3 separate regions of the Mus musculus genome follow, and all the other regions are linked to region 1. The links are chromatin loops, found by intact Hi-C in ENCODE. Cell type or tissue: left cerebral cortex. All regions are shown on one strand. Each heading gives the region's core, and the rest is flanking DNA. Links, peaks and the distances in the headings are about the cores only.

What was found. A loop is a pair of places that touch in the nucleus more often than their neighbours do. Peaks named below come from ENCODE experiments on the same cell type or tissue, not always from the same donor. Only the 100,000 strongest peaks of a DNase experiment are listed, where the experiment ranks them.
Region 2: a loop joins it to region 1, with 5 times the contacts of the local background. A loop is called at or near these places in 4 of 42 quality-filtered maps.
Region 3: it touches region 1 in a loop (4-fold over the local background); 6 of 42 quality-filtered maps call a loop at or near these places.

What each region holds. Positions count from the first base shown.
Region 1 is chr11:57,007,026-57,017,303 of GRCm38, reverse strand. It overlaps Gria1 (glutamate receptor, ionotropic, AMPA1 (alpha 1)), which reads right to left and starts at 5,686. Exons shown (of 16, transcript NM_001113325.2): 1 at 5,189-5,686; 2 at 2,013-2,150. The coding sequence starts at 5,270. In left cerebral cortex, for the core only: a CTCF peak has its summit at 6,042 (motif pointing right); DNase peaks (open chromatin) are centred at 4,638, 5,571, 6,032, 6,453 and 2 more places; H3K4me3 peaks cover 4,132 bases; H3K27ac peaks cover 2,112 bases.
Region 2 is chr11:56,143,946-56,154,223 of GRCm38, reverse strand. No RefSeq gene overlaps it. Among named protein-coding and RNA genes, the nearest start is that of Gm46260, 29 kb to the right of the region's middle. In left cerebral cortex, for the core only: CTCF peaks have their summits at 5,070 (motif pointing left) and 6,488; DNase peaks (open chromatin) are centred at 5,066 and 7,267.
Region 3 is chr11:56,156,013-56,166,290 of GRCm38, reverse strand. No RefSeq gene overlaps it. Among named protein-coding and RNA genes, the nearest start is that of Gm46260, 41 kb to the right of the region's middle. In left cerebral cortex, for the core only: a CTCF peak has its summit at 6,702 (motif pointing left); a DNase peak (open chromatin) is centred at 6,676.

The DNA of each region.
Region 1 (10,278 bases), core at 1,191-9,190:
AGACCCACAACCCAGAGATTCAGTGTTAGCTTTTTTTCTTCCTTGCAGTGAGTGTGATTCTTGATTTTGACAAGTTGACTGGTTTACATGCTACTTAGGGCCTTAGTGAGGCATCCCTGTGGGGATGTCTGGGGGGCACTCACTGAGTGGGTCAGACTCACCGTGAATGCAGGAAGCACTATTCATGGACCAGGGTAGTCACCCGAATAAGAAGGGAGAAGGGGAAAGCCAATAGAACCCTATCATCCCCTCTTCTCTGCGTCCTGATCTGCTCAAGGGGGAGCAAGCAGCCTTAGGCTCTTGTCCCTGAGTCTTCCCCATCAGGATGAACTGTGTCCTCCCACTGTGAGTCAACACAATCCCTTCCTACATCAGGCTGCTCCTGTCAGGTACTTGGTCAATCAACTGCTATAGCAAGTAACACACCAGGCAAGATCCTCAACCCTGGCTTGACCAGAATGCAGAGTAGCTACTTTTTCACCCATTGGACCACTCTCATGCAAGGCCACATCTGCAGCATGATATTTGCGTTTGTCACTTTCAATGCTGTATCAGGTCACTGCCTCATCAGAACACCCTCTATTACTTCAGGCACAGTAGTCAAGGTGTCCTAAGGATAGGTGGCTCTATCTGTTTATCATAGCCAACAGAAATGTAGATTTGAGGGCTGAAGGTATTTACAAGACCACTCTCAACTCCTCTACTGACCTTGTGAAGGTTACATAGCTGCCCCACCTCATGCTCTTGTCTCAAAGAGGATGACAGCAGCTTTCTACAAAGCTCTGTAAAGGACTAAAATAGATAATCCCCCCAAAGCATCTAGTTCCACATAGTCTGTAGCCACAGATTAATGAATGACAGCAAACACCACCACCCATGGCCATGATGCATTTAACCAAAGCCTTCTGGTAAACTGTAATTCCTGAAACTCATATCAGCATTATCCTGTGTATGATCTCAGAGGCAGAGAAAATTCTGAATTCATATTTGGACACTTCAAAGTCTCAGCAGTGGCAATCGCTGAGAGGCTCTCAAAAGGGTATATGGAAGAGAGATGAAAGATACAACCGTGCCTTAAACCATTCGTAGCTCGGTGGCGGTCATGGAGCCAATGGTGGTTCACGAAGTCTACAGTGCTGACTCCGTCCGGCTTGGGGTCTGTAGCAGCTCTCCCTCATTCTGGACTTTTATACTTTCTTGTAGTGCAATTCCACCAGAGCTTAATCCCCAGAGGGACAATGTCTCTACTGATTAATTTTTAGCCTGTCTTCTGACACAGAGAGACAACTATACAACCCGCCATCCAGATTTACATGTTTAGTTTCTATTATTAAGGGAATTAGCCCACCACATTTATAACACTGCTGCTCTAGATGTCCCTGCTGGAGTTCCCCCTTGGCAGTCTGTTTTAAGCTCCAAGGGCATCACTAAAACTGTGTAGCCTTCTCAGATCCTTCTCTTTTTAACCCATAGCTTGTCTTAAGCAGATAGTCACTTCGCACCTCTTTGGAAACCACCTAGCCACCACATTTCAATAATTATTATTTACTTTGCCGATATAGGTCACACTTCACATCTACCTGTGCTTATGGAGATGCAGGTACACTTTCATTCTCCTACTGGTGGGCAGAAAATGGCTGGGGCATGTTAGCTACATTGTCCTCAACTCAGGACCAGTCCTTTTCCCTCTCAGCAGTTGTCTATAAACTTTCTCAATCTAGAGGCCCCCGTGAGTTAGGCCAGATGCAATCAACCCAAGACCCCACCAGGCTGGTATCTAAAACTCCCTGATGGTGAAGAAATACACCCATTCTACAAAGCACAGCATGATCTAAGATATAGGTGGTAGGAATCACTTAAAAGGCTCTGGAAATGTCCCTCGAAGGGCTTTCTCTCATGATGATAAATGACGACTGGAGTCACTTTTGCAACAACAACACCTACCCACGAGCCCTCCCATCATGGGAGGGTCTAGCCAGGAAGACATGTCAGAAATAGCAGCCGTTACTTACATCGGTAAGTCATCTCAAAGCTGTCGCTGATGTTCACAATATCGATCTGGGGAAGCAGCTTGGGGGGCTCCGTGAGTTGTGACAAAGCAAACCTAAAAGCCGCATGTTCCTGTGATTGTTGGTTTGGAAATAATCCCCCTGTGAGGAAAGAAGAGGCAGTGTAGTAAGTCTGGGGTAGGGACAGATCTCAGTGGCTCAGCAGTCCATCCCAGAGAGTCCAGTCTTTTCCCATGCAAATCCAGGCCTATAGTCCTTGCTCTCACTGGTAAGGAATCCAACCAGACTCAACTGGATGCCAAGGCTTCCACTCCATGGCTAAGCTTTTATTCCAGGACCCTTAGCACCCATCACTTTGCCCCCAACATTTGATTGTGTGCCCACTGGCTCATCAACGAGCAAAGAACATAGGAGACTAGAGTTTTACTCTTCCTTAATTTTTCTACAAGATGTCCATGAGTCTCTGTTCTCTCTCTCCCCCTCCCTCCCTCCCTCCCTCCCTCCCTCCCTCCGTCCCTCCGTCCCTCCCTCTCCCCCCCTCTCTCTCTTTCAGATTCTCCCTGCATTTATCTTTTCTTATCCAGATCCCATTTCTTATTCATAGAGCCTCTAGTTATAAACAAGTGTTGCAGAGTGTTAGAAATGGAGGCCTGGGACCCTTCAGGCTTTTCAACCGTAACTGTTTGTTTGCTTTGAGACTCGGCCAGGTCTGCGTGCTAGGATGCTATGTAACTTGCCCATTGCCATCCATGCTTATTGTTTATTTTTCTTTGAGCATTCTAGTTTTTGCCTTTCATTGCTCATGTTTCTAGATACCTAGGACAGTCTGATTACATAAGGGGTTGTCGTTGTGCTTTGCAGATGTGGGGGGTCTTAAGAGTGCCAGGATGTGCCAACATCTTCCAGTGAAGAGTGCAGGGATGGTACCTGTTGGGGGGGCTTTTGTTCCGAAACACAAGGACACAAGGCTTTTATTTGCAATAGCATGGATGTGCAAATGAATTGAAATGCATGCCTATAAATTGAAAGCAGCTGTTTCTAGGGTTCAGACTATAGCACATGTGTGCACAGAAGTTTATCTCTGATTGGCCAGTAATCATTACAGTTCCAGTAATGTCCCGGTAACTTCCTGTGCAGTAGATACATGTTTGGTGTTAGAGATCATGTGAGTAGAATTGACAACAACCTCGTGGAGGTGATAATTTCAGCATTTGTCTGACGTGTCTCCCTTGTGTTTAAAAAGAGCAACAGTGACAAAGACTGAACATGAAATTCCTGCAGGGATGCGTGGGCTAATGTGGGTGTGCCCACAGAAACACCACAGTGATGATGTACACACATACCTGCAGAAACCTAGTTTCCTTGATGAAAGATCACAACCAGCGGAAAAATATACAGAATAAGCAAGAAGAGAGAGGAACAGTGCCGTAGGCCAGCACACGTGACTTACAGACACACTAAAAACAACCCCATTTTAAAAAGCAAAAACAAACAAGCAAACAAAAAGCTAAAACAATCACTCTTGCTTGGGATGCTCCACTCTCTCCTCCCAGGTGACCACACCCCACACTCCTCTGGTCCTGGTTTTCTCAGGAATGAATGGAAGTGAGCAGGTGGAAGGTGGGAGGGAGCAGCTACAGGCTGGGCCACAAGGGAAGCACCTCCCGGAGGGAGGCAGGAAGTTTGCCTGTAAGGCAGGAGCTCACGCACATGTACACACTTCAGAATACAGCTTAACAGGTGTCAGGAAACAAAGCAAGTTTCTCCACAGCAACCCCAACAGCACCAGGAGCCAGGAAGCTGGAGAGACCCCAAGAGGCTATTAGAAGCACATGTGTGTGTTGTATATCCCACCCCCCCAGTTCTCCCTCGCCCCTGGAAACACAAACACTCTCACAAACAAACCACCATAGTAGAGATGGAACTCTCCCTCCTAAGCCAACCCCTGATGTGGGGAGGGCACAGAAAGCCAACCTGCCAAGATGCCTCCAAACACAACAGCCTGGTTGATGCTGGGGCACAAACAGTGCTGAGCTGCTGGTCACCCTGACCCCAAGCCCTGTTCCCATGCTGATGTTGCTTCATTTGTCTGGCTTTTCCCTATGGTTACAGGAACAGCGTTACCTGTCAGTTCCTTCGTAAATACAAGTACAGCCAGCACCGAATGAAGGGAAATGAGGGGCAGAGAGGCATGCAGCGTGTTGAAACCCACCTGCAGGTTGAGAGGATGGAAGCCAGGAATGAGGACTGCTGCTGAGGGGTTGGGGGTGAGGAAGTAGCCTCTGTGTGTGTGTGTGTGTGTGTGTGTGTGTGTGTGTGTGTGTGTGTGTGTGTGTGTGTGTCTTGCTGGAGCACTACTGTCAGTGTCTGTGGACAGAGCACTCAAGAGGATGGGGAAAAGGTGAGAGAAAAGGCAGGCTAGGAAGTTCCAGGATCAGGGAATGAGGGGCACAGCCCAGCATGGCAGAAGGGAAAAGGAAGATAGCGAGGGGGTCCGTAGAGCTCTGGCTACTAAGTAAGGCCTGGGACTTCTCAGCAAATGCAATCAACCTAGCATCCACCACTGCTTCCTGAAGAGGGGTCTCTTACCCCTCCCCCAGCCAGACATCACTGTCATCCCCATCACTCCGGCTACATGTGCACATTTAATATATAATCACAACACACATACGCCCACCTTACATATTTATATAAATCAACCAGAACACCCCCCTAGTCAGAGTTAACTCCTTAAGCACTCTGAACCCTGTTTCAAGCGCAGTCTGCTTATATTTTTCCCTCTCTGGAACAGAGAAATGCTCCTCCATTTCAGGCACTCATGCCTGCTGCTTGGAGTGCGCGGTGTGTGTGCACCTGTGTGTGTGCGCGCACACACACGAGAGAGAGAGAGAGAGAGAGAGAGAGAGAGAGAGAGAGAGAGAGAGAGAGAGAGAGAGAGAACACACTTCCACGGTGCCCCTCGCAGCATCAGATGAGGATGAAACCCCCTTTCCCAGACTGGCGACCCAAGTCTTCCTCCCTTCCTGGTGTTCCATTGCTAAGCACAACAGCTCCGACTGAGAATGGGTTGAGAAATCTCCCCTCCAAATAAAAAAAAAGAAAAAAGAAAAAGAAAAAAACGAAAAAGAAAATCCTGGCCAGATCCCCAAAGTCCCTCCCCAGCTGCCCCTCTCACTCACCTATCTGGATATTGTTGGGGAAATTGGCACCCACAACCGCACCTAGAAAACCGGTGCAGAAAAAGGCAAAGATGTACGGCATATTCCTTTTTACATTGGCGAAAAAGAAGCCCTGGTCCAACCATAGATTTGGTCTTCCCTCCCCTCCCTTTGATTCTTCTGGATGCTCTGCCGGCTCTTTTCTTCCTGCAATTCCTTGCTTGCTTCTTTCCTTCCTCCCTTCCTTCTGTGAGGTTTCTCTTGTTTCTCTTGGAAGGGGAGCCGAGCAGTTAAACTGCAGCGTTAACACCGACTGACAGCCAGATTAACTGAGCCGGGAGCAGCCCGTCCTCATGCTTGGAGCGCTAGCTCGCTCCCCCTCTCCCTCTGCTCTCCTCCTCTTCTCTAGCAGCCAGCCTCTCTCACCCTCCCGTTCTCTCTCTCTCTCTCTCTCTCTCTCTCTCTCTCTCTCTCTCTCTCTCTCTCTCTCTCTCTCTCTCTCTCTCTCTCTCTCTCCTCCTCTCCTCTCCTCTCCCCCTCACACTCTCACAGACTGCCAGCTCACTATGCTGATACCCAGGAGCCAGCTCGGAGTTCCTGCATTGGTCTCCCCAACCCATCACCCCTGCCTCTCCATCCTCACCTCACTTTTCCCCCTGTGGGTGCAGAGGATGGAGGGGAAGAAGGAGGGAGGGTGGAGGGTGCTTTCTCCAAAGGGGGCAACCCACTGTCCCCTTCACCTCCCCCACCTTCCTCTGCCTCTCTCTCTCTCTCTCTCTCTCTCTCTCTCTCTCTCTCTCTCTCTCTCTCCCTCCCCCTGCCAGGGGATAAGATGCTTTTGGGAATGCGGGTTCAATTGCAAGTCAGTAGGTGGCAGGGGGTCCCCACAATAGCCCTGGATTCACCAGCTGCTTGATCTAGGTCACTTTCTCTAGTAGTGCACGCACGGGTTGCGCTGGATATATCTTCTACACTCCACTGGCCCAATTATTCCTACAACTAATTCCCAAGGGGGAGACCCTAGAAATCCCTCTCCAGAAATTTAAAGGAAAGACTGTGAGAAAGGCATACAACAGTAGCTTCGGTGTGACTGGCCTGTGCTTGGACCTGGATGCTAGCAGCCCCTTCCATCTTTAGGAGAGGCACGGTGGCCTTTTTGCAACCATAGGTATTTGAACTTGTCCTCCCCCCTCCCCTTTTTTTTTCTTGCAGGGTGCAGGAATCTATAACAGCAGAGTTGTGTGGGTGGGTGAACAAGAAGATTCAGGGTACGCACACAGGGCAATTACATGAGTCATTTTGCGCTGATTCCAGTCGGAGGATGCAGGCTGCCTTCACTTATAACTCAGATTGTTTGTGTCCAGGAGAAGCTGGGCCTCTGTGGACCCTGCTGGACTGCAGCTGGCTCGGAGATACCCAAGAGAGATGTGTGCACAGAATGATGGCATGGGCTGTGGGGCAGCCATTGATAACAGCTAGGGCTATCTTCCTGGAGTCATCCGTCTGTCCTCCCACTCAGAAATGACCATGGCTCCTGGGATTCACTCATGAAGACACCCAGTGAGGCCTTGAACTTTTAAATATTGTTGCTATATTTTTAAGTGTGTGTGTGTGTGTGTGTGTGTGTGTGTGTGTGTGTGTGAATGCCATGACGTTTGAGTGGAGGTGAGAGGACAACTTGTGGGATTTGCTTCTCCTACCATGTGGGACCAGGGATTGAACCCCGGCCATCAGGCTTAGCAGCAGGTGTCTTTACTGGGCTCAGCCATCTCACTGGCCCTGGCCTTGTGGACTTAAAGGCTTTAGTTGTCGTGGGTAGACCCTCTGACCTGGATAAGATGCTTACCTAGCCCAGAGACTTGCAGGGAAAGCAAGCTTCACTTGTTCCCCAGTTGGAAGAACCAAAACGACTTTGGACTGAGTGTTTCTTTGCTACTGGAACAAAACATTTCATCAAGAGACTCCCCACTCCTTCACCAGCACGGCACCATCACACGTGGGACTTGCAACATGCTCCACACCAGCCGTGAAGCAGGAGCAATGTGGTGGCCAGGTGCCTTGTGCTTTCCTGTGTCTTTTGATAGACTCACTGGGTAATTCAAGTGTCCCGAACACCAGTGGTTATCCACCATTTATCTTGCTGTGAACAGAAGGAACAGTTATCTGGCTTAAAGGTCATCACTCTTTGGCCCTGGGGCAGTGAGCACCAGGCAGGGCCATCCTGTGTGAGCATCAGGGAGCGAAACTTGTGAGGCCAGGCTCCAGAAAGATCACTTCTGAAGTCCTGGCCAAAATTGAGAGCCCGTGATTGAATGATTCCATGTTAAAATTCTTCCATGGACTTTTTAATTTTTTTTTTTGTCTCTTACTATTTTGAATGGTACCTGGGGATCTTTCAAGCTCTCTGAGCTTTGTGCCTTGTAATAATAATAATTAGGCTGTCACTAAAGGCTTCATACATTGTCACCTTTCAGAAGATCTCAAAGCCCTTACAAGGATTAATTAGTAAAATCACATCACCAGCTTGGAGCTAGAAATAATTGTTTGGCTTGGGGGTGTGATTAAAGGAGTCCAAAAGATGCATTTTCTATGATCTTCATAAATCATGTAATAAGACACAGCTTCCAGGACACACGCTCTATGGTCTGCCCTCAGCCCATTGATTACTAAATACATGTCGTTCAATGGTTAGAGACACAGGAAGCTCAGACATAGAGGCCACATTACATAGCGTTTCAATTGATCATCACATTTCTCTTCAAATTAAATGATAGAGGAATCCTCTGTATCCACACAGGGCTTGGTGCTGGGGACCACAGAAAGGTCCTAGGCAGGACCTCTGCCTCAATGTAGGCGAATGTGGTGGATGGCAGATAAAAATCTAACTGCCATCCAACACAGGCTAGGACAAGGGCTCTGATGCAAATACCACAGCGGGGAGGGGACAAGGAAGCAGCCACTGTGTGTCTGCTGGGCCCCAGCATGACTTAGTTCAAAGACTTAGGGAAGGAAAGTTGTGGTCCAGAGAGGAGACAAAGCATGCTAAAGAAGAGAGAGAGGGCAGCGAGCCTTCTCCCTAGGCTATGGGAATAGCACAGAGAGGATGAGAAAAGGAGACAGAAACTGGTCAGGCAGGGTAGGTCCCCAAACCAGCGGCTTAAAGAATGTCCTTGCTGGAAGCCAGGAATGCCAGAGAAGCATCCCGGTTTCTATGTCTTTCTTATGTCCCAAAGGACCACTTCTGTTTAAAGGGGCTCCAGAGCTGACACTGGAAGGGGCACCTGGACACCCGCTCAGGTCGACTGGGCTCACTGCCCTCCCCATTCTTCACACAAATTCTCTGTGGTAAGTCCTTTAAAAAGACCCAGACAGCAGGTCTGTGGTGCCCTGTTTCCCTGGACCCCTTTAGAGGAGCTTCTCCGCACTGCCTCTCTCTTGCTCGCTCCTCCCTCCCTCCCTCCCTCTTAAGTTCCCACCTAAGAATCTATTTTTAAACCCTAAGATTTACTTGGTCCATGAATTTCGTTCTTCAAATTCATGAGGCAAGAACTTTCGGAAGTCCTCACTGGATGGGTCAACTTTGGGGGCTGTCAAGTTTGCAGAACTCTGGCTCCCAGAGAATAGCTTCAGAGTTCTTAGCGACATCCCAATATCCCTGTATCAGGGTTATCGGGGGCATTTCGGGATGCTAATGGTAGTGTCAGGTGTGTGCGTGTGTGTGTGTGTGTGTGTGTGCATGTGTGTATATATGTCTGTGTGTCTGTGTATGTGAATGTGTATGTGCGCACATGTGTAGGTATAGGAAGAGACTGATCTCGCGCAGGAGGTCTTTTCTCTATATTTTTAGCCTCAAAAATAGTATGTCCTATCCCATGAATTCATTCCCCTAAAGCAATCTCTCCTGTGCCATTCTCTGTCCACAGTCTCACTCCCTACTCCTATTTACAGTGCCAACATGAGTCTTGAAAGATGGCTTCACAAACATCTGCAATTAATGGTGGCCGAGCCCTACAGATACAAGACATAGTACAAGATACTATGCCCCAGCTGGTAGGACTCAGGGTGGTTAGATAGCCAGCTTTAGATTGTGGGCCCCAACTGGAAGCAGCGTTCTCCTGAGTGGTATTTGGCAGTATCTGGAGATATTTTTGGGCCTCATAACTGGGGAAGTGTTATTTGTCATGGACTGATAGAAGCCAGGGATCCTGCCAAACTTTGTATAATACGTAAGGCAGCCTCTGCAACAACAGTGATGTGACCTGGCTTACGGCAACACAGAACCAAGGCCAAAGAGCTTTCTTAAAAATTACACACACACACACATTTGTGTACATGCATACACACATATATATGTGTGTGTGTATGTATACAATTTTATGGGTATATGTGGGTGCCATGTTTATGCCTGTGGTAATTATATGTGTATATGTATTCCATGTGTATGCCTGGTGCCAAAGGAATATAGGAGAGGGCATCAGATAACTCAGACCTGGAGTCACAGGGAGTGGGGGCACCACATGAGTGCTGGGAACTAAACTCAGATTGTCTGCAAGAACAGCATATACTCTAAGCCTCTGAGTGATCTTTCCAGCTCTTCAAATCATTTTCTATTACTGCATTTATTTATTCATTGTGTATGTGCATGTATGTGGAGATGAGGTCAGAGAACACCTGGGTACTGATTTTCTCCTTCCACCATGTAGGTCTCATGCTTCCAGCTGGACGGGGAGTACCTTAACCTGCTGAGTCATCTCAAAGGCTCTAAAGACTTTTCTTTTAAAAGCAAGATAACTCTATTCAGTGTAAAATGATAGCATAGATTATAGAGGGATGGACTGCCAATCAAGACTGGGACTGGCTACATAACCAAGAGTCCTCAAGGGCCCAAGGATCTTGTTTAAAGGGCCAGGGCATCTGGCTATCAGGGTCCCTGTTGCAGCTTCCTAGTCCTCTACATTACCGAAAAAGAAGGCTAGGTAAGAGTTTTCACCTTCTAGAGTGTTTGGGAATGGGTGCTCTTTGAAGTCCAGATGTAAGAGCTCCAGGATGCTGATCAGCCAGTGCAAATGTAGTCCACACACAGTGTGTCCCAGGGACAGTGTGGCACCTAC
Region 2 (10,278 bases), core at 769-8,768, 860 kb after region 1:
TATGAGCTGCATCCAATCAGAGGGCCGAGAAAGCCATCATGGAGGGTAAGTGGGAGTTTTCCCTGATGTGGAGGTCTCACTATGGAGACTTATTAATGCATGTTCCTTCTACAGGCAGGCCAGATGTTTAAACCAGCTGAGTTTCTGGTTTCTTAATGGCTGAACAGAGCAGCTGGGGACTGTGTTGCTCCCTCCAACATAAAGATGACCTTTCTATGAGATTTTTCACCTTTTGTTTTCTAATCTTTTGTACCTATACCCACTACAGAGGATTAATAACAAACAACTAAACTACATATAAAATGAAAGAAATTAAATACCATAAAAATTAAAAATACCAGTCAACAAATGACCCAATGAACTAAAGAGATGGGTGTCAAAGGGAGAGAAATAGTGGTCAATAAATAGTTCTTAAAGTGTTCAGGATCTCTAGCCTTCAGGGAATTGCAAAATAAGGCAGTGTTCAGATTCCCTCTCACCCCAGCCAGAATGGCTACCACTAAGAAAGTGTAAGGACAAGGAATGCTGGAGAGGAAGGAAAGAGCAGCCCTTATTAGCTGGCTGCAAGAGTGCAGACTGGTGTTACCACTATGGAAATTAGGGCTGAGGCTTCTCAAAGGGCTAAAAGTAGACCCACCCTTTGCCTCAGCTGGGATACTCTGAACCCTGCTGCAGACACACCTGCAAGTCCAGGTTCACTGCTGCTCTATTCCTAACAGCCAGAAACAAATGGAACCAGGCTGGACATTCATGTATGCATGTGTGCATCTACATGTGTGTGCATGGATGTGAGCATGTGCGCTGGTCCGACCAGTACAAAGCCTACTCTGAGGGGTGAGTGAGGATTATAGGAAAGATGGAAAAAGAAGACTCACAGACAAAGGTTAGAAATTGAGAGAAGCGGAGACAGAAGGAAAGGCCATCCAGAGACTGTCCCACCTGGGGCTCCATCCCACATGCAGACACCAAACCCAGACACTATTGTGGATGCCAAGAAGTGCTTGCTGACAGGAGCCTGATACAGCTGTCTCCTGAAAGGCTCTGCTAGATCCTGACCAACACAGATGCAGAGGCTCACAGCCAACCACAGGACTGAGCACAGGGACCCCAGTGGAAGAGTTAGGGGAAGGACTGAAGGAGCTGAAGGGGCCTTATCTGGCATCAATGGAAGGGGAGGCCCTTGCTCCTATGAAGGCTTGATGCCCCAGTGTAGAGATATGCTAGGGCAGTGAGGTGAGAGTGAATAGTTGTGGAGGGGAGGCACCCTTGTAGAAGCAGGGTAAGAGGGGATGGCATAGGGGGTTTACAGAGGGGAAAACAGGAAGGGGGATAACATTTGAAATGTAAATAAATAAAATATCCAATTTTTTTAAAAGAAAAAGAAATTGAAGGTCTGTCCAGGCAGTACTGTGGCAGCCAGGAGTTGAATTCTCTTAGGCTTTAGATACTTTACAGCATTATGGGAAACAAAGTCACAAAGCCAGCAGAGACAATGGTTGATGTATACTCACTATCTGTACTCATCTGGAGGTCTTCCTATTCCTCCTTGTTTCTTCTTCCAAGAGTAACATCTGCCAACAGACCCTGGCCTGACTTGACTCTACCTAACAGGCAGGCTCTCACAGAAGCAGACAAAATGGCTCCTAACATGTGTGCATGTGTGTGAGTGTGTATAAATGTATGTATGAGTGTGTGCATGGGTGTGTGTGTGTGTGTGTGTGTGTGTGTGTGTGTGTGTGTGTGTTAAGGACATAACCTAAGATTTACTGACTGACGAGATTTTAAATTACTCGCTGTAAGCACTGTGATATATGGTCTAATTCTAAACTTGTAGGTTTTTATATACATCGAGCTTTATGTCCTTGAGCCATATCTCCTTATTTGCCCTACTACACCCAGTACTGGAGAACTGCCACTGTGCTTTCTAAAATCAATTTAGATCTCTCATCTGAGTAATGCCCTGTAGTGTTTGTAGGTATTTGGCTGTTGTTGCTTGATATCAGGAACAGTATTATAAGCAGCAGGATTTCCTTCCATTCAAAGACTGAACAAATTCTGACACGTGAAGCTGGTTTTTCTTATCCATTTGCCCTCTCTAGGATTCTAGGTTGCTCCATACCAGCCACAAATACCTGTCCAGGGTCCTGTTTGAGCTTCCAGGAATGCACACAGAAGGGAGATGGCAGGTCACACACAGCAGGAGGCTCTGTTCTCACTCTCTGGTGCATTTCTAATGTCTCCTAAAGTGAACACATCAATGTTCAATCCCTAAAGATCTAAAGAGGCAGCAGCAGGCAGGACCCAGGGACAGTGAGCACCTGCTGCTCCTGAGGACCAGCAGCCAGGGTTCAGTTCCTGGCACCCAAGTCAGAGAACACACAATCACCTGTGACTCCAGGTTAGGATATCTGATCTCTTCTTCTGGCCTCTGCGGGTACTGCACTAGAGAGCACCCACATAAAAATATAAACAAAAATAAATAATAATCTTTTAAGAAAGCAATCTACAAGATTCTCCATCCCCCACATCCTCATCTCCACTTTGTGGTTGTTTCTGAAAATAGCCCTCCGAGCAGGTGTAAGGGGTTCACCTCTTCGTCTGTTTGTTCTGTTAAGATTGGTGATATAAGACTCTTTGCAGATACCCATCTGCCATTTTTATATCTTGGCAGAAACCTGCATCTTATCCTGTGACCCGATTTAAGTTTGAGTTGTCTGTGCTTGTTTTGTTTTGCCCCCGACCCGGAATCTTTCCTGTTTTGGATATTAACCTTTTCTTGGATATCCACATATGTATCCCTCACAGTTCTCTCCACCCTTGGGTGTTCTCTTCCATTTTCTTGGTTGTTTTCTTTCACAGGGCTTTTGAAATTGTACCTTGCACGAATTTCTTTGAAAGAATTACTCAGTAACCTCTCAATTTCCCCCCCAAAGTATGCTTTCTCCCTCCCCGCCCGACTGCTCATTGTCTAGGTGTTTTATTCACTGCACCGGCTATGGGCCGCGGTGCGTGGTCCCTGCGCCCTCTCATTAACCCAATTTTCTTCCCTCTGATCTGCAACAAAACCATGACTAATTTCACTGCCCGGGCTCTGTGGGGAGGGCCTGCGTACCTGCCCCGGTTCCTAGGAACAAAAAGGCAATTAATCCACTGGGTGCCATTACTACTATGAAAAGGGAAGCCTATTGTTCATTATTTTTAGAAGCTGTTAAACTAACCTTTATGGAAAGGAAATTGGCCTTGGGGTAAAGAAATAAGCCCTGCCCATCCTGCTTTTCACCCACAGCCTGGCTTTAATCAGCATGAACTTACGCGAGTGTGCATGCATACATTCACAAAGACACACTTATACACACACACACATGTACACAACAGATATTTTTTTTTTACCTCCACAGCTTTAAGTAGCTCTAATTTCTGTAATACTTCTAGGATGCACTAAACAATTTGTCATCTGTTTAATCACAGAACACATTGAATGAGGTAACTCTCCAGAATAATTTAAAGTTATCTTTTTATTAGTATTTTGTTCTTTGGGCACCTATTACATGCACATAATGTGTTTTGATCAAATCCACTATATATTGCCTATCTTTAAATTCCTCATCTCTCACCCCACAGTTTCTCTTTAGCAACCTTACATGCTCTTTTATTAAAAAGTCCTGTATCTTCTTAGTGCTGCCTGGATGTTTATGGGTAGATGGCCATCCTCTGGAGCATAGGCATCCTCTCAGGGGCTGCACCATCCCTGGACAAAACCTTCTTCCCCAATAGCTGGGATTCTGACAGCTGCTGCCATGTTCTCTTTAGAACATCCTTGATTCACACACAATCGAGGTGCTCTATCTTGACACTTTATAATTTTCTTGGAGAGTTCTCCTGGGCTTCTTTTCTTTGTGTTAAGTTTCTCTCCAGACACTAACGCTTTTTAGAAATCTCAAGTTTTCTACATGTCTGCATGTGTTACTTCACCCTCAACCCCATGTAGAGTCTCTGTGACACAGGAATCAATCAAAGCCACCAAAAGTGTTTGAGCTCCTGTGGATAGCCCCCCAGCCACTAAGTTCTGCGGGAAATGTCAGGGTATTTCATCAACATAGTTGCCAATAATTCATCCCAACAACAGGTTGCATCCATTCCCTGGGATTAGCTTTGACTACAGCAAGCTCCAGGGAGGTGCTATATCCACTCTGGCTTCACTTGTCATGAGTCTGACAGGTTTCCTCCATACCACAAAGAAGCTATGAAAGAAACAGGCTGTCTTGGACAACAAGTCCCAGCTGGATCCTTGAAAAATGCCACTGGATTAACTCAGGCTACAACACAGGACACAGAGCTGGCTGAACCCACCGGCCTCCAGACTCAGGAAAAACAATGGTTGAGTCCAGCCACAGAGTTTTCAGGGCTGAGCATGTAGACAGTGCTTAGAGTGCTTTCATGAAAGAATCCCTACATTCCATCCTCAGCATCACATAAATGAGGTGTGATGGAACACACTTGTAATCCCTGTACTTAAGAGGTGGAGGCAGGAGGATCAGAAGTTCAAGGTTAACCCTGGCTGTATATATTGAGTTTGAGGCCAGCCTGGGATCCTTGAGGCACTGTCATAAGTAATAGGGGTTTATATAAAGGAACTCTGAGCATGCTTTATTCATACAGGGAAATGTCACTCCATGAATTGGTACCACAGATTTAATCCTTGACGCTGACATGTATTTATAATGGTTCAAATACTATCTTTCTCGTTCTCATGATTAGGACTATGTTGTGATTTCTTGATCACAGACTAGCTACATCTTCAGCATATAGTGGGAGCTTCTATTAGTCCTGGAAAAGCCAAATCTTCTCCCTTGTCTCAGCCCCACACCTCCCCACACACAGATGTCCTGATGTGGACTCTGCTGTCTACTTAGGCTTAGGAAGCCACTCCCACTTGTGATGTCAACTCTTCCTTCCCATCAGTTCTGAGGCTTCATATTCCAGCAAACTTCCCCTTGTTTCTCTCCTTTCTAAAACAATTCCCCAAGTTCATTTGGTACCATTCATATGCACATGGATGTGGAGCCATCTACTGGAGCATTTACCACCTACCAGGGACCACACCACTGAAGAAAACAATATGTTAAGGAGCTCACTCCTCCACTGTCTGCAGCACACAGCAGCAAGGATGCCTTTGACTGTCCATGCCTTTCCTCTGCACAAGTCTTAGCAGTTCTTATTTCATTATGAACAGAATCCACAGGCTGTTCCACGGGCCTCACCCATTACTGTTCTGATCTATCCCCCACCTCTCTCACTTTCTCTCCACTCCCCACCCATGGCTTTTCAATTGTGATCTCAGCCTGGCACATTCTATCCCCACCCAATTCCCATGTGACTCACACCCTACCCCTTCAAGACTCTGCTCAAAATGTTTCTTTCTCAGTAAGGTCCCCCTGGAACCATTCCATCTGTGATGACTGATCTTGACTTCAACTCACTCAATTGACAGATGAAGAGGAGACTCCAAATACCCACCCTGGGGAGTGTCTGTGAGTGCTTTCCCACAGATGGGAGAGAAACTGATGGGGAAAGGCCCACCATGACTGTGGGCAGCACCTATTCAACAGGCTGTTGAATATACAGAATAAACATGGGTAGGGGGAGATGGAGGGAGGGAGAGAGGGAGAAGAAGAGGAAAGGAGGGGATTGGAAGGGGGATATAGAGACAGAGACCAAGGAGATGGACAAAGACTGACACAGAGATACTGAGAGCCACCGCAAGTGCTGGCTGCACTCTGTCCCTGCGCCATGCTTACTGCTGCCATGTTTAGTCTTCAGACAGACTCCTTCAGCCTTTGAGCACACACTCTCACCAGGAACTCTTGAGGAAGTTTCTAGGCTTTGTACCTGGACTAAGGCTGAGTCACTGCACTCATTGTTCTGAGGCATCCAGGTTGTAGGGAATGGACAGCTATTAATTCTGTTTCTCCCTCATTATTTAAAAGAATAACGCCCCTCCGTGATCTTTAATCTTCTAATGCCACTCTTTATTTCAAAACTACGTTCACATTAGTTTTAACATCTACCTCTCCCAGCAGAGTGTGCCCTTTATGAAAACAGGGTTGGTTATGACTTTCAGAGACTATCTACCATCCAGAACAGAAGTCTCCATAAATATTGAACAAATGGATTAAACACTGCCTATTGGAAATAGTGAGATGGCTCAGTGGGAAAAGTGTTTGCTGAGATCCTGACTTCCATCTCCAAGAATCACATGGTAGAAGAAGAAACTTAACAAGAATTTGTGTGTTATCCAATTCATGTCAACACTTGACATTCTCTTGTTTTAAAACCCTGCCTCATAAAGCTCTTAGTACGTCATTCTAAGATACCTCGTTACTTGACATCTAGGATCTCCAATTCATCCTCCCTCCTTATATCTGTAGCTTCTAATACAACCCTTTTGACAATCTCATTCCCATCTAGGATCACACAGCTCCCTCTGCCTGCTGTGATCCGAGTATCTGTTTCTGACTTTACACAGCAGCCAAGAATAGTGTAGACTTTTGAAAAGATATCTATGAGCACTTAAGGATTAACATAGACAGAATGAATTAATTGATGCTGAAGAGATGGATCAGAAGTTTTTGTTCTTCCAGAGGATCCAAGTTCAGTTCACAAACCCTGAGTTGGCTGATTGCCACCACCTGTAACTCCAGTCTACAAGGGTTCTGGTGCCTCTCTTCTGGCCTCCATAGGCACTACACTTGTGTAGCACACACACACACACACACACACACACAGAGAGAGAGAGAGAGAGAGAGAGTTGTACAGTGATTAAAATCCTTTAAGAATATGTTGTTTTGAGGCCAGATAGTAGGTGGTAGTTAAGTTTCTTGGCATAACAAAATAAAATGTATGCCTTTCATCAAGCCTCCTGCAGTCTGTATTTTAAAAAGACACTAGGCATGTTTAAGAATTAAGTAGTCTACAATATAAAGAGTACACTCTGGGTGACCAAAAACTTGGATATTGTTCTCAGTTCTACTACTGGGACTTTGCAATTCCCCAGTTTTCAAGTCCCCCTGCCCTTCTTCTTCAAGAGTTACAAATTCTGTTGTTAGTAAAAGAGGTGAACATCTTTGTGGATACAGAATTGAGGCTGGTGCTGCTGACTGTCACATCACCCCTCTGACAGCATGGTATAGGGCCATGTAATGCACTGATTCCATGTGTCAGAAGCAATATGGTTAATGAAAGCTCCTCTCTCAGGACATGGCATGTTCCACGTGAGCTGTCGGAAGGAGGGTTTACATAATGAAATGTACTGGTGCAGAGCAAAGCCATCTGGAACAGCCTGCTTCCCCTTTGGGCCGCATGCAGCTGGGGAGTCCTTAGGAGAGGACAGAAGAAAGATGTATTCTATCCCTGTGAGCAGGGAGCTATGGGAATGAGCTAATGCCACTGAGCAGGTTGAGATCAGCGGTCTGATTTCGATTAGCAGATGGAATGCTGTCTGCTGAATCTTTGTTGGAAGGGGGACCTCCTAAACTCTACTCTGTCTCTATCAGTAAATCATCCCAATGCCAATTATCATCTTCCCTTGGCCCAAAGATCGGCTTGTTCAGAACCCCAGATTGGACTCCAGTGCTCAAATCCATAAGCAGTTTTTGAGTGGGCATATAAAACACGTGAGTCCAAACACAGAGCATTTTTCTGTACAGTTCTGAGGTCTAGGGGTCAGGGGAATGAATAAGCAGTTGCAAACACTTGCTCTTCTCATAAAAGACTGGAGTTCAGTTCCCAACATCCCTGTCAAGTGATTCACAACCTGTAACTCCAGCTTCAGGGGCTCAGTGCCTCATTCTGACCTGTGTGAGCAAGTGTACTTGTGTGTGCAGATACACATACACTTAACAATTTTATTTTATTTTATTTTATTTTTTAGTTCTCAACTTCTGTAGTCTATAAAAATAATATAACATTTAAAAATGTGATACCTTATGCATTCATATTTGATTATACTCTTTTTTAAAAAAATTTTTTTATTATTACGTATTTTCCTCAATTACATTTAGAATGCTATCCCAAAAGTCCCCCATACACCCCCCCACTTCCCTACCCACCCATTCCTATATTTTGGCCCTGGCATTCCCCTGTACTGGGGCATATAAAGTTTGTGTGTCCAATGGGCCTCTCTTTCCAGTGATGGCCGACTAGGCCATCTTTTGATACATATGCAGCTAGAGTCAAGAGCTCCGGGGTACTGGTTAGTTCATAATGTTGCACCTACAGGGTTGCAGATCTCTTTAGCTCCTTGGATACTTTCTCTAGATCCTCCATTGGGGGCTCTGTGATCCATCCAATAGCTGACTGTGAGCATCTACTTATGTGTTTGCTAGGCCCCAGCATAGTCTCACAAGAGACAGCTATATCAGGGTCCTTTCAGCAAAATCTTGCTAGTGTATGCAATGATGTCATCGTTTGGAGGCTAATTATAGGATGGATCTCTGGATATGGCAGTCTCTAGATGGTCCATCCTTTTGTCTCAGCTCCAAACTTTGTCTCTGTAACTCCTTCCATCACTTAACAATTTTAAATAAAACAATCTGGGGGTTCAAGTTCTTGTCCATCTCCACATTCCAGAATTCAATTACAAGGTACCTCACTGCTGACACCACTAAGACAAAACTTACACAGAACAGGATTGAAGTGTCCTGACACTCAGTCCTGTGCCTTTCTGCTACTGTATATTACTTAATATGTCGGGCAGTGGGTGTAGGGAAATAAAGGCAGTGGGAGAAAACCTGTGTCCCGTCAGAGTTCCAGTGCTCTGGGCAGGCATACTCTGAGGACTGCCACACGCTCTCCACACGTCCCAAGGTGAGTTTCTGGCTGTGGGAAGCCACAGACCCCAGCCCACAGAGGGGTGGACAAGGGGCAGTTGGAGGTCTTAGGGCCTCATGGAGGCCAGATATAATAGGTTCTCAGTCTCGAGCATCCCAGATGCCACTGGCAACCAAGGAAGAGCTGAGAACAACGTGGAGGCCCTGGGGGTGGTGATTCAGTCATCTCTAGGGCTGAAGAGAAGAGAGGGAAAGGAGAGAGGGGACACTAGGTGGGTCCCACGTGGGCGAGTGTCCTTTGTCCAGTCTGTGGCTGGAGAACAGAGAGGTCTTCCGGTGGGAGGTTAGACACAGCTCTTTAGGGGAAAACCTATTCCATCATTCAAGCACAGCAGACCTTGATGAACAGAGACAGTTTTAGAGCTTTATTGTAGAAAGACAGAGAGAAAGAGAGAAGGTAAAAGAAAGAGAGGGGTCAGCCATAGTCACATGGAGAGAATGGGGGGAATGGAAAGGGGAATGGAGAGGGGAATGGAGGGGGGAAAGGAGAGCTAGAGATAAGAGTAAGAAAGGTGAGAACTTAAGAGAGAGAGGAGGGGACAAGCAGCCCCTTTTATAGTGGGCTGAGCTATCTTGTAGTTGCAGGGTAGCTGTGGGAAGAACATACCTGGCCATTGTCAGGTAACTGTGAGGGTGGAGTCTAGCTAGAATGCCAAGAGCTTGGAGCTTTGGCTGATAGTCACAGAATTATGGAGTTGGGGACTCTGTGGTGTCAGGCACCTGTCACTGGGAATGTGGCTCACTGTTCTGTCCCTTGTAGAGTTTTCTACTAGGTCTCCAGAGCAAGCCTCTCTCAACCAAAACAGGCTGTCTTTCACGTCCCACATTAAACCTTAAAGGGTGGAAGCAGCTTAGAAATATGAATTTAGGGGATGTGAAAGATGGGTCAGTGGTTAGAGCACGGGCCACGCAAGCATGAGGACTCGATTTAAGATCTCCAGCATCCATGTCGGTATCACGTAGAAAGGGAACTCTAGTTATAATCTCAGCACATGGGAGGCAGAGATAGGGATCCCCAAGTAATCTGGTGAGCTAGACTCACCAAATTAGTGGGCTCTGGGTTGGAGTGAGAGAGTTGGCCTCACTGTTTAGAATGGAAACTGATTGAGGAAGATACTCTACTGTTCATAATGTAGACTACTTAATTCTTGAACATCCCAAATGCTTTTTTTAAAATACGGAATGTAGAAGACTTGATGAAAGATGTACATTTGCTAATGCCAAGAAACTTAGCCACCATCCCTGCCATCTGACATCAAACAACATAACAGTTTTTTCAACTGAGTTACATCATTGCCAAGAGTGGTGACATATTGCATTATTATTTGAGCCCTGAAATCATCCCAACCCTGGTTGGTTTTTTTTTCGCTGTTGTTTGTTTGTTTGTTTG
Region 3 (10,278 bases), core at 1,730-9,729, 850 kb after region 1:
TGTGACAAGAACTTTTCCATCTGAGCCATCTCTAAATATTGGAAATCACATCCAGTGAGGGAAGAGGCACTCTTGAAAGGCTGCAGTGCGTCACAGAAGGGCCCTGATGCACGGCATGACTGACACTCTTGGTGCCAGGAGAGGAAGAATACAGCTGTAAGAGGATGGGATGGACGGAGTCAGGGAGACATCACAGGCCAGCGTGGATGCTTGAATATCATAAACAACCACCAAGAACTGAGACTCAGCCAGAGTAGAGCATCAGGGAGTGTTCCATGGAGGAGCTCCAAAAGACACCACCCTCTTCTCCATGGAAACTCCTAGCAAGCCAGAGGGTTGGCAGAATAGGAGGAAACCGGTGGTTGCCAATGTAGCATAGAGTCAGAAGAACACAGCACAGTAGAACGTGCACTGTAGGGAGTCAGCTTGTGCCAGCCTTGTGTCCCAGCAACATCACCTCTACAGGCTTTCGAACCACAGTTGGCTCAGCTCTAGAAGAAAGTGGCACAATAAGCCTGTGTTTGAGGCAAATGCATCAGCAAGCATCTTCATGTTCTTCAGACTGCAAAGGTCCCCGGTGTTCAAAGAAAGTCAACATAAGGGAGACAGTTGAGAACTGACGGATTGCAGCTATGGGAATAAAAAGGAGACAAGAAATAGAGAAATAACTCAATTTAAGTTGAATTGTTTTACTTGATATTGACCATTTGGGGGAACTGTTTCTTTTGCAAGTGCACAGTTGTATATTGCTACAGCCAGGGACCAAGTAGAAGAGAAAGAACACGTCAGAAAGCAAGCATTAGCTCTGGTTGTGTTGAGCTTTCTAATACCATTGCCCACCCAAGTGGGCAGGGATCACCAGCTAAAAGCATCTGCTCCTACATGGGAGGCAGAAATCTTAAGTGGCCTTTGCCATCCAGGGATGTCAGTTAATGTGTTCCGTGGGAGCAGGCCTATATATATAGAAAACATGAAAGACTGAAAGAAGATAAGGCTGTCAGCCAGTCAGAACTTCATGCTTCACAGAGCTCACCTCACCGCCCTAAACCTTTGAGCTATGCTGGACCCTTTATTTCTCCCGTGACACATCATTTCACCAGAAAATGCTGTCTTCTTTCTTTTAGAATGTGTCCAGCCCCTGATGGCATCTGTCATCCCTAACAGTACCACTTGGGTCTACACCATTATTTGTCCTGCAGCTTATGACAACTCTGGATGGTACCCCTTTCCAGTCACATCTCCTGTATATGTTGTCTTGTCTTCCACACAATAGCCAACCAGCCAGTTGAAACTATATCTGAATGTGTCCCTCCTTGCCTCTGGTCCCACAGAGACTTCTCCCTGCTCACACAAGGGGGGAAATATAGTAAGCCTCTATGGCATAGCATTCTTGCCTAGCCTCCTCCTTGCTCGGACTTCCCTGGCTATGCTGGCATCTTTGATTGCTCATAGGCACACCCAACCATCTTCTCAGGGCCACTACATCTTATCTTTCTTCTACCATGGCACTCTTTTCTCGGGCACCTTTCTGCTTCTTACCTTACTTTGCTCCAGTTCTAACAGTTACTTGGGAAAAGTTACCCACTCTGGGTACATAAAGCCTCATCCTCGCTTGTCACCTCTCGCCTTCTCTTATTTTTACGGTGTATATTTTTTAATTTATGTGAGTGTGTGAGCGTGGGTGTCCATATACATGTGTATGCACACCCATATGTGAGCATATGCGTATGAGCCTGTGGAGATCAGAAGAGAATGTCAGATCCCCAAGAGCTGGGGTTTCAGGCAGTTGTGAGCTGCTGGGTATGAGTGCTTGGAACTGACCTGAGGTCCTGTGCAAGAGCAGCATGCTATGTGCTCATAACCACTGAGCTGTGGTTCTGTCTGTCACCCACCTGTCCCTTCCTATTACAGTCCTTAATTCCCAATACAGTAAATGCATCATTTTCAGTGACCGGTTTCCTCCCACAAGATTGTAGCCTCCTGGAGACTTTGATTTGTTCTCTGAAGCTTTTCCAACACTCAGCCCATATGCTGTGTGTGTGCTGGTGGAGTTAATAAGCATAGTCATCTTTAGGAATCCAGTGTGGTTGTCTATCTCACTAAACATCTAACTCCAGCCTCTGGTTATTACAGAGCCACCAACCATGTAATACAGAAATCTATTCTAAGATATGGCTATCCATGGACTTTAGACTGAAATGGATGCAAAGGAACTGAAATGTTTATTAATGCACAAATCAATATTGAATGAAAGCCATGGTGTTAAGCACATCATAGGTTATTGAGTTTGTCGGCCCTTGTGCTGTCTTTTATTAAAGATAGGAGAGAAAATTTCAAGCCTCAAGTTAAAGATATTTTTTTAGATGAAACCAAGAATTCCTAACTTAAATAACCACTTCATAAATATAAAATCTGTTTACCTTGCTGGAAGCCATGATCAACATTTTCCTGCAAAGCTGCAGCTGAAGCTGTTAGATGCACTCATCGGCCACCTGGCTTACCTTAAAAGTATACTAATTTTGTGAAATCAGCTACTATTTTAGAAATTTAAATGATATATAGCCAAACTTGTTAAATATTTCCTTTATTTTTAATTATGTTCATGCCTGTGCATGGGCATATGAAGATGAGCACAGATATCCGAGGAAGCCAAAAGAGAGCATCAGATGTCCTGGAAATGGAGTTAGAGATGGCAGCGTTTCATGTGGATGCTGGAAACATAACTCAGGTCCTCTGCAAGAGCAGCCAGAGCTCATAACTGCTGATCTATCTCCTTAGCCCCAAAATAGATGAGCTTTTATTTTACTGTTACAATTGTGTGTGTGTGTGTGTGTGTGTGTGTGTGTGTGTGTGCACGCACGCGCGTGCCATGGACATAGAACCATTTCCAGGAGTGAGGTCTCTCCTGCCCTGTCAATCCTAGTGATCAAACTCAAGATATCAGGGCAGGCAGTAGGAGCTTTTACCTGCTGAGCCATCTCACCAGCCCAAGGCAAACTATTGTGAAATTATTTTATATTTATCATAAGATGATGAGGAAGAACACATAGCTAGCTTGGAATCACGTTTCTACAGATAGTGCTTCCATGAGAATGAACATATTTCAGATGTTTTAAAAAGTAAATAGCAAAGGAAGAATAAACAATAGTTAAGGTGTTGCCTGGCCATAACAAGAGTTAGGAAGCATGTGTGTTGCTGAAATATAGAAAATACAGACACATAGGCCAGGTGGGGTGGTTGCATTCCCCAGATTGTAAACAACCCTGGCTAGTTTACTACACACTGGTACTGATTAGCAGTTTTCACAACCACTCAAACTTGGAGACCATTGGGTTATAGAAGAGTTGGTTCATATTCAGTGTTATTCTGGACCTTCAAAACACTGGGTGAAACCTGATGGAGTTAAGATAACAAGGCTAGGCTGGGCTTATAGCTTAGAATGCTTGCTTAGTATGCATGAAGATCTGAGTTTATCCACATTACAGCATAAAACCAGGCATCATAGTACATGTCGAAAATCTCAGAGTTCAGGTGGTAAAGGTAGTGGGATCTGAAGTTGAAGGTCTTTCTTGCTACGTCAAAGGTTCCAATCATCTTGAAATACATGAGACCCTCTCTAACAAAACTTTGGTTAAATAAAAAAATAAATAAATAAACCAACTACCTGTACCTAACTCAGTGTCTGAGACAGAGTTAGGACTGAAGAAGTTTTAGGGTACATCAGCTTGGTCCAATGCCTACATTTCCTTGTCATGATGTAAGAAATATCCTTGGAAGACCAACAAAAGTGGAGAGCGGACCTCTTACCCTGGAATCAGCCATTAAGTGACCATTATTTAGCCCCAGTTAAAGACACATTTGGCTGTAACCTGTTACCTATAGTCACATTCTTGGATCACTTCTGAGTCTAGTTACTTTAAACTAGACAGTTTAGATTGCATTTTTATAGAAAACAAGGAAAAATGTCTTAGAATCACACCGGATGGCTACTTGAATAGTATCTTAGTCAGGATTTCTATTCTTGCACAAAACATCAAGACCAAGAAGCAAGTTGGGGAGGAAGGGTTTATTCAGCTTACACTTCCACATTGCTGTTCAGCACCTAAGGAAGTCAGGACTGGAACTCAAGCAGGTCAGGAAGCAGGAGCTGAGGCAGAGGCCATGGAGGGATGTTAATTACTGGCTTGCTTCCCCCTGGCTTTCTTAGCTTGCTTTCTTATAGAACCCAGGACTACAAGCCCAAGGATGGCACCACCTACAATGAGCTGGACCCTTCCCCATCCCCTTGAACACTAATTGAGAAAATTCCTTACAGCTAGATCTCATGGAGGTACTTCCTCAAGGGAGGCTCCTTTCTCTGTGATAACTCCAGCTTTTGTCAATTTGACACAAAAACACATCAATATTAAGCCTTAATGCTTACTTTCTTATTCATCCCCAAGATCTAAATAACTTTAAAAGTCCCACAGTCTTTACACATTAACATTTCAATCCCTTTAAAATATCCAATCTCTTTTAAATTTCAAAGTCTTTTTACAATTCATAGTCTCTTAACTGTGGCCCCCACTAAAATACTTTCTTACTTCAAGAGGGAAAAATATCAGGGCACAGTCACAATCAAAAGCAAAATCAGACTCCAACTGTCCAATGTTCTTCTGGGCTCCTCCAAGGGCTTGGGTCACTTCTCCAGCTCTGCCATTTGTAGCACACACTTTGTCTTCTAGGCTTCGGCTGCCTGTACTCCACTGCTTCTGCTACTGGTGGTGGTCATCTCGTAGTACTGGCATCTCCAAAACCCTGTTGTCTTCTGCTGAAACTAGTCTTCACCAATAGCCTTTCGTTGGCTCTCTTCATGATGCCAAGCCTCAATTCCTTTGCATGACCCCTTCTAGCATTCTGGCTAGAACCCAACCCCACAGTTACCTGACTATAGTCAGGTATTCTCCTCCCCATATTTACCTGACAACCGCAAGATGGCCCAATGCCAGAAGCTTGGGACATTGTCTTCGTGACTTATAGTCACAGAATTATAGAGTTGGGGGCTCTGTGGTGTCAGGCACCTGTCTCTGGGAACATGGCTCACTGTTCTGTCCCTTGTAGAGTTTTCTACTGAGTTGCTGGAGTCAGCCTCATTAAACCAAAATAGGCTGCCTTTCACGGCCCCACAACCAAACAGCAAGTTAGAGAGGAAAGGGCTTATACTTCCACATTGCTGATCAGCACCAAAGGAAGTCAGGACTGGAACTCAAGCAAGTCAGGAAGCGGGAGCTAAGGCAGAGGCCATGGAAGGATGTTACTGGCTTGCTTCTCCTGGCTTGCTCAGCTTGCTTTCTTATAAAACCCAGGATTACCAGCCCAGGGATGGCACCACCTACAATGGACTGAACCCTTCCCCACCCCCTTGATCACTAATTGAGAAAATGCCTTACAGCTGGATCTTGGAGGCATTCCCTCAAGGGAAGCTCCTTTCTCTGTGATGACTCCAGTTTGTGTCAAGTTGACACATAAAACAAACCAGTACAGATAGATTCTTGTATAGCCAAGTTTTAGTAAGTCTAGAGAAGTCAGGTAGCGGTGGCACATGTATTTAATCCCAACACTTGGGAGGCAGAGGTTGGGGGATCTCTGAGTTCAAGGACAGCTTGGTCTACCGGGTGAATTTGGCTATATTGAGAAATCCTGTCTCTAGGAAAAAAAAAAAAAAAAGTCTAGCCAATAGCTGAGGTGTGGGGGGGAGGGAGAGGGGTCATACAAAGAAAGTCATTTGGCAACTGGAGTCTCTTTCAGCTGTGGCTTTATTTAACTAAAGGGGATTTCCAGAACACACATTCCTTAGAGACACAACCCTGATACACACACACACACACACACTTTTCAGGAAAACTCAGCTCACACAGAAACCTCAAGGGAGAGACAATGAAAAAGTCAGCTGGTGTCTGAGACAATATGCATCAGCATTCACAGAGGTTTTAATCCACTGGGTCCCGTAATTTTGTTCTAAACTTACTATTTAGCCACATTTCAAAATACTGGACATGGAAGTAAATCCCCCAAACACCTTCGGGCATGAAGGTGAAAATGTGCTTTCTTTGTTTGGTGAGGGCTGGAAATCATTTCAAAGTCACTAAGTTTCTATTCCAAAGCAGACAAGCAACCCCTTACCATGGGGGGTAGGGAAGCCTCCATAGGCGGTGAAATGGACCATGAAGGATTGTGGGAACCATAGCTAAGCATTTTGACACCTCGTGTTTGATGAGCTGTCAAAAGATCAGAGAGGAGGGTCTCCATCCTGGTCCTTTCATACCCAGAACATGAGCTTTCTGCTTGCTAATTGCAGCTCATCAGGACAGGTGCTGCTTCTGTGCCTACCATGACATACCGAGTGAGCTAGCTATCAAACATAGACTGGTCTCCTACATGGAGAGTTCAAGAAAAGAAAAATTAAATTGATAAGCATGCCATTACCCCAACCTACTTCACGGTGTTATGTCGGTGTCAGCCCTACTAAAAGTGGGGAGCCCGATTCTTACCATCGCTGCTTAAATATTCAGCAAGAACAAGAGAACAATTTGTTTGCCATGCAGGAGTTACAGAGCAATCTCGTTCCACACTGGTAAACACCATGAAGACATCTCCAAGGAATAAGAAAGACCTCACAACAGCTGCGGCCTTGAAAAAAGCACACACCGCCCTCTTGTGTTCATAAAAGGCCAAGGTAGCCTGTCCAAAGTAGGAGCAGCTCTCTAGGAGCCTTGAGACAGGGTTCCACTTGGGACAATTGGCATGATTGATGGTGTTGACTTATGAAGCTGCCCATCCCCCCCACCCCCACCCCCCCACCCCCACGAGCCTGCTTATCTGGCAACTGCAGTGACTTTCAACAGTAGGCTTGTTTGAAGAAAGGATACTTCCAGAACACACACTCCTTGTAGACACAATCTCAACATGCTCCCAAATATTTTATTATCCTGGGAGCATATCCAAAATTTAATAAATACTTACTGCTTGCCTACCAAGTGTGAATAATTTGCTAAGCATAGGAGATGTCTATGGGAAAGTCATTCATAGTCATTGCTCTCATGTTGGTTTGTTATGTCATACGTACTGAGCACATTAACGTTGGTGGTACTTATAGCCTATGCTCACCAACTATAGGGAGTGTCATATTTAATCTCCCCTATAAGTTCTAAAAATAAGGAAGAAAAGCATTACTCCAATATCACTGGGCTGCCTAGCCACAATTATATACTATCTATGTTGAAAGGGCCCCGAAGGCCATGAAGTCAAACCTTGCGGTGGAATATTTTAAATACACATTTTAATTTATTATTTGAGAATGTAACACATTTTAAGCTGTGTTTCAAAGATCATACTCACCCCCTTTCTTTTCTTGAAAAAAAAAAAGAGAAGACTTATTTTTATGTATGTCTACATGTGTGTCTATCTATATGTGCACACGATTGCCATGCCCTTGGAAGTCAGGAGAAGGCACTTAATTACCCAGTGTGAGGACAGAGTGCAGGACCTCTGCAAGAGCAGAGCAAGCACTCCTGACTGCTGAGCCGTTTCTCCAGCTCTGTCCCTTTATTTTTGTGAATATACATTCACTATGCGTGGTTCTGGGTTGCACAGTATATACATACATATAATATACTTTGAGTGTGCAACCCCCCCCTCTCCTCTTTCTCCTTCTCCTGCTACTCCCCCTTTCCCTATAGACAGTTCATTTCTACTTTTGTGTTACATATGCATGCATGATCTTGTGTATGTATATAAAATTCTGGGATCCACAAAGGGGAGAAGCATGTGATGGTTGTATTTATGAGACAGAAAACGGTAACCTCCAGAAGTGCCACCCATTTTCCACAATTGGCATCTGTTCACTCTCTGTGTCTAGTAACACCCCACTGTGTACGCACGCACGCACACCCCACTTTCCTTCTCCATCCTCTATTGCTGGACACCTGGGCTGGGTCTAATCACTGCAGCAGCACTGTGTTAAGCACGGGTGTGCAGGGGTCTCTGTGAGGTCCTTCTCAAGCCCTTCTTTTATAATGATGGCAGAATGGGCCCGTGTCCCAGAGCACAGACATAGGGCTTCAGCATCAATATGAGCTCCACTCCAATGCTCTAAGCAAAGTGTCCTCCAGGCCTCCTGTTGGCCAGAGGGCTACTAGCATCCAGAGCTGAGGAGTCTCTCCTTTGGTCTCCTCCCCTCCCCTCTGCTTCTCACTGTTATTCTCACAGTGAGCTTTCATGCTGTGTGGAGCAAAGAGAGCAGCAGGGGCTCCATTTATTTCACTGTGCATTTCCAGGTTCTTCTGGAAGAGTTGGTACTTTCTAAAACAGCACATTTCCTTTCCCCTCTGTGGAAGTGTGAATGAAAATAGCCCCATAGGCTCATAGGAAGTGGCATTATAGGAGGTGTGGCCTTGTTGGAGTAGGTGTGGTCCTGTTTGAGGAGATGTTGGGGGAAGGAGGCAGGCTTTGAGGTCACAGAAGCTCAAACTAGGCCTAGTAGATCAGTCTCTTTCCTGCTGCCTGAGGATCAAGGTGTAGAACTCTCAGCTCCCTCTCCAGCTCCATGTGTGCCTGCACACCTCTATGTCTCCCAACATGGCAATAACGTACTAAACCTCGGAAACTGTAAGCCAGCTCCAATTAAATGCTTCCCTTCATAAGTGTTGCCATGCTCACAGTATCTCTTCACAGCAATAAAACTCTAAGACAGCATTCTTTTTGTTCACTTCTTTTTTTTAATTAGGTATTTTCCTCATTTACATTTCCAATGCTATCCCAAAAGTCCCCCATACCAACCCCCCCACTCCCCTACCCACCCACTCCCCCTTTTTGGCCCTGGCATTCCCCTGTACTGGGGCATATAAAGTTTGCAAGTCCAATGGGCCTCTCTTTCCAGTGATGGCCGAATAGGCCATCTTTTGTTACATATGCAGCTAGAGACAAGAGCTCCGGGGTACTGGTTAGTTCATATTGTTGTTCCACCTATAGGGTTGCAGTTCCCTTTAGTTCCTTGGGTGCTTTCTCTAGCTCCTCCATTGGGGGCCCTGTGATCCATTCAATAGCTGACTGTGAGCATCCACTTCTGTGTTTGCTAGGCCCTGGCATAGTCTCACAAGAGACAGCTCTATCTGGGTCCTTTCAGCAAAATCTTGCTAGTGTATGCAATGGCTAAGACAGCATTCTTTAGCGCAACCTGGGAGCAAGCTTTGAGGATACATCTACCCCATCGAACCAGCATTAATGGCTGGGGTAACTGACTCAGGGTTAGGTCTAGGAAATATTAATACGAAGTGAATCCTGGGAGAATCCTAGTCTTTTAACAATATCATAGGCAAGCATTGCTATACCTGTTAATTACCTAGAAGTATTTGTCCTATGACTGTGCTAGTACTTTTGCCTCCATGGCTTTCAAGAAGCCTGTGGTAACCTCAAATCCCCTGAAATATAAAGTGTTTTCTGCCTGGGTCATGTTGGGTACCAGTTCTGAGAAACCTATCCACTGGAGACAGAACACAGAACAGAAGAAAATGCCAGGTTAACAAGAGTGACCATCACTGACTCCCAGTAAGTCTCCCACCTCCACTTTTCTCCCAGGTGGGAGACTTTATGAATATGAACAGATCAGAGACATAGAAACATCTAACAGGGGATACGGCCATCTCTCGGTTCCTGGGCCATTTGCTTGTGAGGACAAACAGACTGTGATGATTCGGTATGACCGTGACCGTGAAGACCACAGGCAGCAGAGAGCCCAGCAACACTGTGGACAGACAGCTGCCTTGGGTTAGAATGGCAGGTGTTTTTATGCACCATGGTTCGCACTCTGGTTTTCTGACAACTTCTTACCTTTCAAAGCACACTGTTTCCATGTGTGCTAAACAAAGCGGCTGAGATAAGACGTCAGTCATAGACCTCACCACCCTCAACTCCTCCCAGGTCCCTCTCTTCCCTCTCAAATTCAGTACCTTCCCTTCTTCAATTGCTACATACAACGCATATTTAGATAAGTACAACCTGCTGGACCCCTTTCCCGTTGCTCATGTGTATATGATTAGTGCTGACGACTGATATTGGATAAGCAATCAGGGGACTTGTCCCTAAAGAAAACTTGTTCTCCCTCTCTCTCGGCAGCCATTAATTAATTGCCTGTAGCTTTTTATCTAAGGATGGGGCCTTGGTAAATTTCCCATCCCTGTTAGTGGATTAAGTTTGACCATCACAAAAGTCCACAACTGGTCAGAATGCAAAGAATAGTGA